Regions from separate parts of the Homo sapiens genome. Here regions 1 and 2 are each linked to region 3. A link is a contact called in ENCODE Hi-C or POLR2A ChIA-PET data. All regions are on one chromosome and are shown on one strand. The core of a region is the stretch at or near the end of the contact, and the rest is flanking DNA. Distances in the headings are between cores, read along the strand shown.

Region 1 (2,700 bases), core at 185-2,684, 610 kb before region 3:
TAAATTAAAATTTTTTAATTAAAAAAACACTTTTGTTTTCCTTTAGATGGAAGGGAATTAGTTCCAACTAAAAGAAGACAAATAACCGCAGTTTAATACTCAAGACGTGCAAAAAGTAAAATATTTGGGGGGAAAGGAAAACATTCTCTAGCTTCATATTATATCCATTTCAGTGGTTCAGGGAACCAGAATTTTGCAGGAATAAAAGAAATCCAGGAAAGATTTATTTCTTCGTGCATGTATTTTAAGGCTATAAAATTCCCTCTATTGAATGATTTATGTATATTTCACAAATATTCCCTTGGAATTTACATTTTCTTCTAAATATTTTCTAATATTTCTTGTGATTTCTTTTTCCTTTTTTCCCTTTTTTTTTAAATTTTTTTTGAATTATTTTATGTATGTTTCTTAGTTTCCAAACATTCTGAGGGCAGGCGCCGGCCACCCTGTAAACCTGTAAAAGCATACAGGTTTACCTGTTTCTTTGGATCTTCATTTTCTTGTGAAGGTTCCTATATCCAATGAAACTTTTATTAAACAAATTTGTGTGTTTATCTCTTGTTAATCTTTCCGTTATTAGGGAGGCCTCAGGCATAAACCTAGCAATCACTGAGAAAAAAATATTTTTTTATCCCCTACAGTGATAAAATATATAGATATATATAATAAAATGTGCTATGTTAAGCATTTTTATGTGTACATTTCACAGTTCAGTGGCATCCATAAGGTTTTATATCATCTGTTAGTTTCAGGCTTATACATGTACCAAATCAACATTATTATGTTGCCTAAATCTTCTAAATTCCCATTAACTTTTTTGCTGCCTTTTCTACCCATGATTGAAAGAGGTGCAAGTTCTCTCATAATTTTGTAATTTTTTTCTAGCAGTTTTGTAGTTTTATACCATATACTTTGACCATATACCATATACTTTGACATGATGTTGTAAGATTTATAATTATTTTATTCTCCCAGCATCTCATCTATCTTTATCTTATCAATACATAAATATCCTAATTAGCCATACACATTTTTGCCTTAAAATGTATTCCATTCTATGTGATTTTATTACGAGGATCAAGCTGAGTGGCCTAAGGACAAGGCATTTCGAGTAGATGGGACAGGATCAGATTTATTTTCCTTTCAGTGGATGGTCATGTGAAAATAGCTATAAACCTCATGGGTGAAGAGGAAATTCTGTGGGATGAAAAACAAAGGCAAATTTGTATTTGGTTCAATTCTCTGCGGAATCACTTTGCCTTTCCTTCTCTGTGGTTGGTCAGCTTTCCTCAAAGATCCCAGCATGCTGCTACTCTGTGTGACTCTGAGTCATCCACTTTTAAGTGACCTGGGCATCTGGCACTTTAGGACACCCGATATCTTTTGCTTCTGTCTTTCATATCTGTGCTATTTTCAGCCTCAGCAGAGTTTTATATACAACTCGTTCTCTCAGGCATGACTCCCCTAAGCCAGCTAGTGCCTTGTTTTGCGTCTTGTACATGCAGGTCTGGAGTGGAAACTGTGCTCCTTCAGATGGCACATTTTATTTGAAAGCAGTTGGCATTCACTGAGATGCACCCACACAATATTCCCAGGAAGGATGGAAAGCCCTGCTACTTGTATTTATTTTGTTTGAATTACAACAAAAACAAACTTGGATATTGAGTAACTGGGCCTTGATGGTGACAGCAATGAGAATGAATGCAAATCACTGTGAAATACCTTACACCCACATCTTGATGGCCACTTTTAAAGAACAAACTAAAAAGCTGAACTCATACCAACATTGCCCCAATCCTTATCTGTCAAACACCTTTTGTCTATCTTACATATGAAAGAAAAAAAAAACAAACAGCTGTTTATTTCAGTCAAATAAAATGTTACATGCTATTCCCCGTTTCAGCCTCTACCACTTTGCCCAACAAAAAGATGCCCAAGGTTTCTCTAGGGCAGTTCACAATGGCTTCTGCTTCCTTTGCCCGCCTCACTCCTATTCTCTCTTTCAAGCACGTTTCAGTAGATCACATTTTGAAGAGGTTGCTTGTGATTCTGAAAGCTGTCCAGTTCCATAAAATATACCCTCTTCATGTCACAGGTGATGGCCACCATTTGGCTTCTTTGGATCTAATGAGATGAGTATCAACTTCTGCCCCTCCATCTGTTTCCTGCATCAACCTTAAATAATAATATTCAGAAAATATAATCAAATGTAGAATTTATTGGAACACAAAGCTTAAGGACAGCCACCTGGGAAGCACAGATTCCAAAGAATAGAACTCAGTGTTCCAAAGTTTGGAGTCATTTATACAGACAAGGTCTAGGGAAGTTTAACAGAATTTCAACATCTTTCTAAGCCAGGCTTAATGCCTGGTTACAATGATCTGATTGGTTGAGGTGGTCTTTTTCTTTTGGGAAAGGTATATTGAACATTCCACACTGAAGATGTAACAGTCATGGGACCTTTTGTACCATCTGGTCTGAGTTAGGTACAGGACAACAAAAGAGGCAGCTAATCTATAACAAAGGTCAGCCAGCCACGGTGGCTCACGCCTGTAATCCCAGCACTTTGGGAGACCAAGGCGGTTGGATCACCTGAGGTCAGGAGTTCAAGACCAGCTTGGCCAACATGGTGAAACCCCACCTCTACTAAAAAAAAAAAAATACAAAACATTAGCTGGACGTGGTGGCGTGTGCCTATAA
Region 2 (2,700 bases), core at 163-2,662, 680 kb after region 3:
TTCTCAACCTCCTCCTCCTCTTCAATGAGCATCTGAGTAAACCCTGGCTATAAATTACTGTTTAGGTCATAATCCTGAAAATTTTACATTAGACAATGACGTAACTAAGGCCCATTTTCTCTTTGTATCCCGACATCCTGTCAACTTTTCACTTTACAAGCCTGTTTTTCATCACAACAAATTTTCACATACAGGAATGCAATCAGTATTTTCTAACGTCCAGGAGCCAAAAATCACTATTTAGTCTATTTTTCCATTTCTCCCCAAAGAGCAGAATTCTCACGGTTCAGAATCATCTTTACATTTCCGAACCGAGGAAAGGCTGTCTAATGTGGAATACTGCTAGTTTCCCGTGAGGAGTGCGGTGTTTCCGACAGCGGCACTGAGGATCCGTGCGGAGCCCCCGCGTGAAGCCTGCGATGCCCTCCCCACCCCGTGAACCCGGCCGTGTGTCAGCAGCCACGGCGTGAGGCGCACAGGCCGCTGGCCCGGAGCAGGGCCCAGCCCACCGCTCCCAAACGCGCCGCGGGCAGCTGTCCCGCGGGCAGCACAATGACGAGCGCCCCGCGGCCCGCAGGCCCAGGCCCACCCAAACGTCCTCCGCACAGCGGATTTGCGCCGTCGCCCGCCACGAGGCTCTGACCTCCGAGGGGCCCCGGCCAGCCACGGCCTGACGCCGTCCTCCCCTGCGGGTCCCCGCCGGATCCTCCCGGGGGTCTCCCGTGGCAAAATGGGGGGGGACGGCGGGGGCGGAAGGGCCGGGGACGCTGAGGGTAAGGCGGCCCAGCCGCGGGTGTTCCAAGAACTACGAGGGAAAGGGGCCCGGCGGCCTCACCCGCAACTGGGGGCGGCTCTCCCGCGTCGTCGGCCGCGGGCGCCAGGGTGACGGCGCCGTCCCTCCAGACGCGGATCTGCGCGGCCGAGCGCACACGGTGGCGGGGCTGGCGGCGGCGGGCGGCGGCGCGCAGGGAACCGCAGCACTGGTAGCACACGGCCCACGCCTGCTCCTCGTTGATGGGCTGGTTGTACAGCCGCAGGATCTCCTCCAGGCTCAGCGCGTCCCGGGAGCCCCCGGCCGCGCCGCCGGCTGCCCCGGGCTCCCGCGGCCCCTCGCCGCCCACTGCCTCAGTCCGCGGCTCCCCGCCGCCCGCCGGGCCAGCCGCCTGAGCCATCCCGCGGGTGGGCGCTGCGCTCGGCAGTCGCGCCGTGTGCCGGCGTCTCCTCAGCTCCGGAGCATCGTCGTCGCGCGCCGCCGCCTCACCATCCCCGGAACCGCCGCCGCCCAACGCGGCCGCGCGCGCCGCCGCCGGGACCAGGCGAGTGCCCGGGAGGCGTGGGCAAGAGGAGGGCGGCGAGGACACGGCTGCAGTCCCGGTCAGACAGCCGCCGGCCGGTAGCGACGCGATGGCGTCCGGCGCCCCGCCCCGCCCCGCCCCGCCTCGCGCCGTCCAGCGCCGCCCAGCGCCCGCCCCTTAGGGGGCCGCACGGGCCGGGGGATGCACGCTCTGGAGGTGAGGACCAGGCAGGAGGGCCTCGCCTCGAGGCGAGATGGCCGCACGGTCTCTAGCCCGCAGGGCTCTCAGAGTCGCAGGCGGTGACGCCCGGTCGGGGGGCCCGGTCGCAAGGGACACACAGCTGGGGGCGCAATGGTGAGGGCGGCGACGCACGGTCCGGAGGGGATGCGCGGCCGGGTAGGGCGTGCAGGGTTGTGGGGCGTGGGGGACACGCGGGGCCGGGCGCGCGGTCGGGGGGCGCAGGGGCAAGAGGGTGTCGCATTTATCAGGGAAGTCCCCGGCCGACTCTGGCGGGGAACTGGGCGCGCCAACCCGGGTCACCGCCCTGCACAGCGGGAGAAGTCACCCGCATTGACGTTCCCTAGGCGCTGGATCGCCGAAGGTCTGGTTGAAAACTTGAACCCGCCTGGAGCGGATGCCTAAGAAAATGCAGGCCCGCTGAAGCCTCCCCGCCGGGCCCTGGGCCCTGAAAGCCTCCGGCAGTTTCCCGTGACCCCGCGGCCGCTCTGCGCGTTTTCCGATTTCTTGCTGGTTGAATACCTCCCTCTCCACTCCCATCTTCAGGGTAAGCACCGTAAAGACGGGGATCTTTACGGGTTTTCCTCACTGACTTCTCCCAAAAGCTAAACCAGCGCCTGGAATATAAACATGTACATAATTTGCAGGTGTTAGTTTTAGCGTCCTTCCGGATTCATTTGTAACATTGGTCCCTTCCCTCACTAAGGTAATGTCTCAAGTACCACACTCATCAGAGCATGTGGAATGAATATCACAGTGGTAAAATTGAACTGAGGGCAATTAGCCGTAGAAAGAAAGAATTCCGCCCCCCCAACCTATTAAATATGCAATAAAACAGATAATTCTTAATCACCCATTGGTAGATTAATTTAATCGATAAAATTCCACTGAGGCTAGTCCTGTGTGAAAGCCCTACAGAGTGTTGAAAGCATCAACCAAATAGGCAATGTATATTAAGTTCCAGTAAACCTTTTACGGCAGTTTTATGTAAAATGTTAGAAATCACGCTCTCAACAATTGCATCTTGCGGTAGAAACTACAACAGTCTATTTAAATAACAACAGTCTATTAAAATGAGATACCATCTTACATACAGCTGGGAATGGGGAGGAGGGAGAAAAGCAACAGGACGAAAAGGAAAATTAAGAAATTGAAAGAGGGCCGTGCG
Region 3 (2,700 bases), core at 59-2,558:
GGTTCTTGTACAAACTCCCATTATTCTCCCAGACTCCGAAGTGGCACTCCAGAATAATTTTACGTGGGTTAGCATCTTTTATAAAACGGGCAGGCAGAGCGGCTTATGAAATTAACCTTGGAAACCACGCGGCCACTCTTTCGGGAAATGCCTCCTATTTATGTTTACATGGGCCAGCAAGAGAATCCAAGGTTGGAAAGGTCATTCCTCACTACAGAGGCTCATCGCAATCACAGTTCCGTCTCCAAATTCGAGTTTTGGGTGTGAAGAGTTTATAAAGTCCAGCCGCTGTCCTCGCAGTGTTTGGGGTTAGCGGAGGGAGAGCTTGTTTGCGACCAAACTTGCCGCGCGGGGCGGCCGCTTGCAGGAACACTGCGGCCTTGTGCGCTCGGCGGTCTGAGCTCCTGCGAGGCCGAGAACGACGCCTAGCGCCCAGCGGCCTCCGCGAACAAAAAGCGACCGGTCGGAAGGTGCTGGCCCAGCCGCCCCTGGCGCTCGAGCCCGAATCCGGCCACAGACCATGAAGGGACGCCCGGCACCACGTGCGCGGGGATCCGCGGACGGGACGCTCCCCGGCACCTCCGGGGCTGGGCCGGCACCGCACGGTCCCACCCAGACAGTAGCTGCCCCGGGCCCCCAAAACAGCCGCTCCTAGCTCCTCCCTCCCAGCTCTGCGGTGGCCCAAGCCGCCCTCCGCGCGCTTGACCCAGAACAGTACGGAGTTCTGCACGAGCCGGGGGTGGGGCCTGTCTCAGCGCGCGGCGGTGGGGCGGGGCTTGGACACGGGCCCGGCTCAACTTGAGGGAGGCGGGGCTCGAGGCTCAGAGGAGTTGGAGCCCGCTCTGCGCGCTGCGGGACGGGGCACGGCGGAGCAGGGTTGGGTCCGCCTCGAGCGGGGAGGGTGATGCTGCACCACAGGGGCGGGGCTGGAGGTAAAGCGCGGAGCGGAGAGGGACCAGGCTCGGCACTGATTTGTGTTCAGGGCTAGCCCAGAGGGGCGGGGCCAGGTACGGGGCGCAGCCGGGAGCGGGAGGGGCGGTGCAGGACGGGGCCGGGCACGGCGCGGGAAGAGGCCAGGAGCAGCAACGGGTGCGGGGCGGGGCCGGGAGCGTCAAGGGGCGGGGAAGAGGGGGGAATGGGCGGGGCCGAGCTCTGCGAGGGGCGAGGTGGGGAATGCAGAGCGGGGCCGGACGCGGGAGCAGGGAGCTGGGCGGGGAGCGGGGCGGGGAGCTGGGCTGGGCTCGGCACGGGGCGGGGCGGAGGGTGGGGAGCGGAAAGCAGGACGCACGGCTCCCGCGGCCCGCTGGCTGCCCTTCCCGCCAGCGCAGGTGTGGGACGGGCGGCGGACTAGGCACAGAGCTGCGGGAGCAGGCACAGGGAGTGTGGAGCCTGGCGGCGGGACGGCGGGATCCGGTGGGAGCCGGAGTCCCGCCGAGGGGGGCTGGAGGTGGAGGGGCCCGGCGAGGCCGCGATGAAGCCGAGCGGCGAGGACCAGGCGGCGCTGGCGGCCGGCCCCTGGGAGGAGTGCTTCCAGGCGGCCGTGCAGCTGGCGCTGCGGGCAGGACAGGTGAGCGCCACGGCTGGGCTCGGAAGTCCGGGCGGAGCAGAAGCGCGTGGGCCTTGGGAGCCGCCTGGAGTGGCGGGGTCCTGGCGCGCAGCCGGCGGGCGCCCAGGGTCCGCACCCGAGGGCGCGGGGCGCGGAGCGGTGAAAGGAGCCTTTGTGCTGGTGTCCTGGACACACCTCCCGCGCCCTTCTCCAACTCCCGGAGCCCTGGCGGCGAGCCCCTCTGCTTTGGAGTTCAGCGGCTAACGTGACCTTTGCGTTTGAGTGAGTGGTCAGAATGTAGAAATCTCTCCAGGGGTAGCGTACGGGGCTGTTGATTTTTAAGGACCTATGAACGGATTCAGCTCGCGGTAGGAAGCCCGGGGCTAAGCCCCAGCCGCGTGGGGATCTGGCTGGGCTGCCGTTTGATTGTCCTGGCTGCAGCATCCTCAACCCAAACTTACTCTGACCCACACCCTGAAAGTGGCTCAGCTCCGCGACGGCCACGGACTCAGAGTTCAGGAGGAACTTGTTACACTGCCCGGAAGGATGAAAACCGAGCCGCAGAGCTACCGAAAACCAGCGAGCAGAGTTTAAAATGGAGTGCAGTTCCTCTCTTCTCTTTTTCATTTTTGTGATTGTTCCTTCCACTTTCCTCAGTACCTTTAGCAGTGCCTGACACACCGACGGTAGTGGTAGGCAAGCGAGTGTTGGTTCTCCCAGGACTGTAAGATGGCTTACTCCATGTTTGTCTCTTAGGATGTGATTGTGGGCCGGGCGCAGTGGCTCACGCCTGTAATCCCAGCACTTTGGGAGGCCGAGGCGGGTGGACCACTTGAGGTCAGGAGTTCGAGACCAGCCTGACCAACATGGTGAAACCCCGTCTCTACTGAAAATACAAAATTAGCTGGGCATGGTGGCGCGTGCCTTAGTTCCAGCTATTTGGGAGGCTGAGGCAGGAGAATCACTTGAACCTGGGAGGCGAAGGTTGCAGTGAGCTGAGATCGCGCCATTGCACACCAGCCTGGGCAACAAGAACAAAACTCCGTCTCAAAAAAAAAAAAAAAAAGTGATTGTTTTCGGGGATTTTAGAGACAGGAGGTGTGCTGAGAGCAGATTGGCCTTTTATATTCAAACATTTGTTTTCTTTTTTGAGG

What was found. A loop is a pair of places that touch in the nucleus more often than their neighbours do. ChIA-PET counts read pairs that join two places held with the same protein, here RNA polymerase II (POLR2A). Pooled maps may share reads with other maps.
Region 1: a loop to region 3 is called in a map of gastrocnemius medialis, with 7 times the contacts of the local background. The contact joins the enhancer-like site here to the promoter of IMPA2 in region 3. A Hi-C loop is called at or near these places in 1 of 168 maps with a recorded cell type or tissue (gastrocnemius medialis). POLR2A ChIA-PET finds 5 or more read pairs at or near these places in 1 of 52 experiments (PC-9).
Region 2: a loop to region 3 is called in a pooled map, with 18 times the contacts of the local background. The contact joins the promoter of SPIRE1 here to the promoter of IMPA2 in region 3. A Hi-C loop is called at or near these places in 1 of 37 single-sample maps with no recorded cell type and 10 of 50 pooled maps. POLR2A ChIA-PET finds 5 or more read pairs at or near these places in 1 of 52 experiments (activated naive CD8-positive, alpha-beta T cell).

Annotation. Positions count from the first base shown.
Region 1 is chr18:11,365,273-11,367,972 of GRCh38, forward strand. LOC107985173 (a long non-coding RNA gene) reads right to left here. Exons shown (of 3, transcript XR_007066289.1): 3 at 1,833-2,175. Among named protein-coding and RNA genes, the nearest start is that of LINC01928, 88 kb to the right of the region's middle. Within about 2 kb of position 1,435, at least 2 of the 41 ENCODE cell types and tissues checked have a DNase peak (open chromatin) inside an H3K27ac peak, as active enhancers do; they include gastrocnemius medialis, where a contact is called at or near this core.
Region 2 is chr18:12,656,695-12,659,394 of GRCh38, forward strand. SPIRE1 (spire type actin nucleation factor 1) reads right to left here and starts at 1,413. Exons shown (of 17, transcript NM_001128626.2): 1 at 836-1,413. The coding sequence starts at 1,172. It also overlaps a transcript of PSMG2 not described here. RefSeq lists silencers at 833-952, 1,143-1,562, 1,432-1,600, 1,603-1,672, 1,723-1,872.
Region 3 is chr18:11,980,199-11,982,898 of GRCh38, forward strand. IMPA2 (inositol monophosphatase 2) reads left to right here and starts at 1,309. Exons shown (of 8, transcript NM_014214.3): 1 at 1,309-1,567. The coding sequence starts at 1,472. RefSeq lists silencers at 232-526, 367-1,846.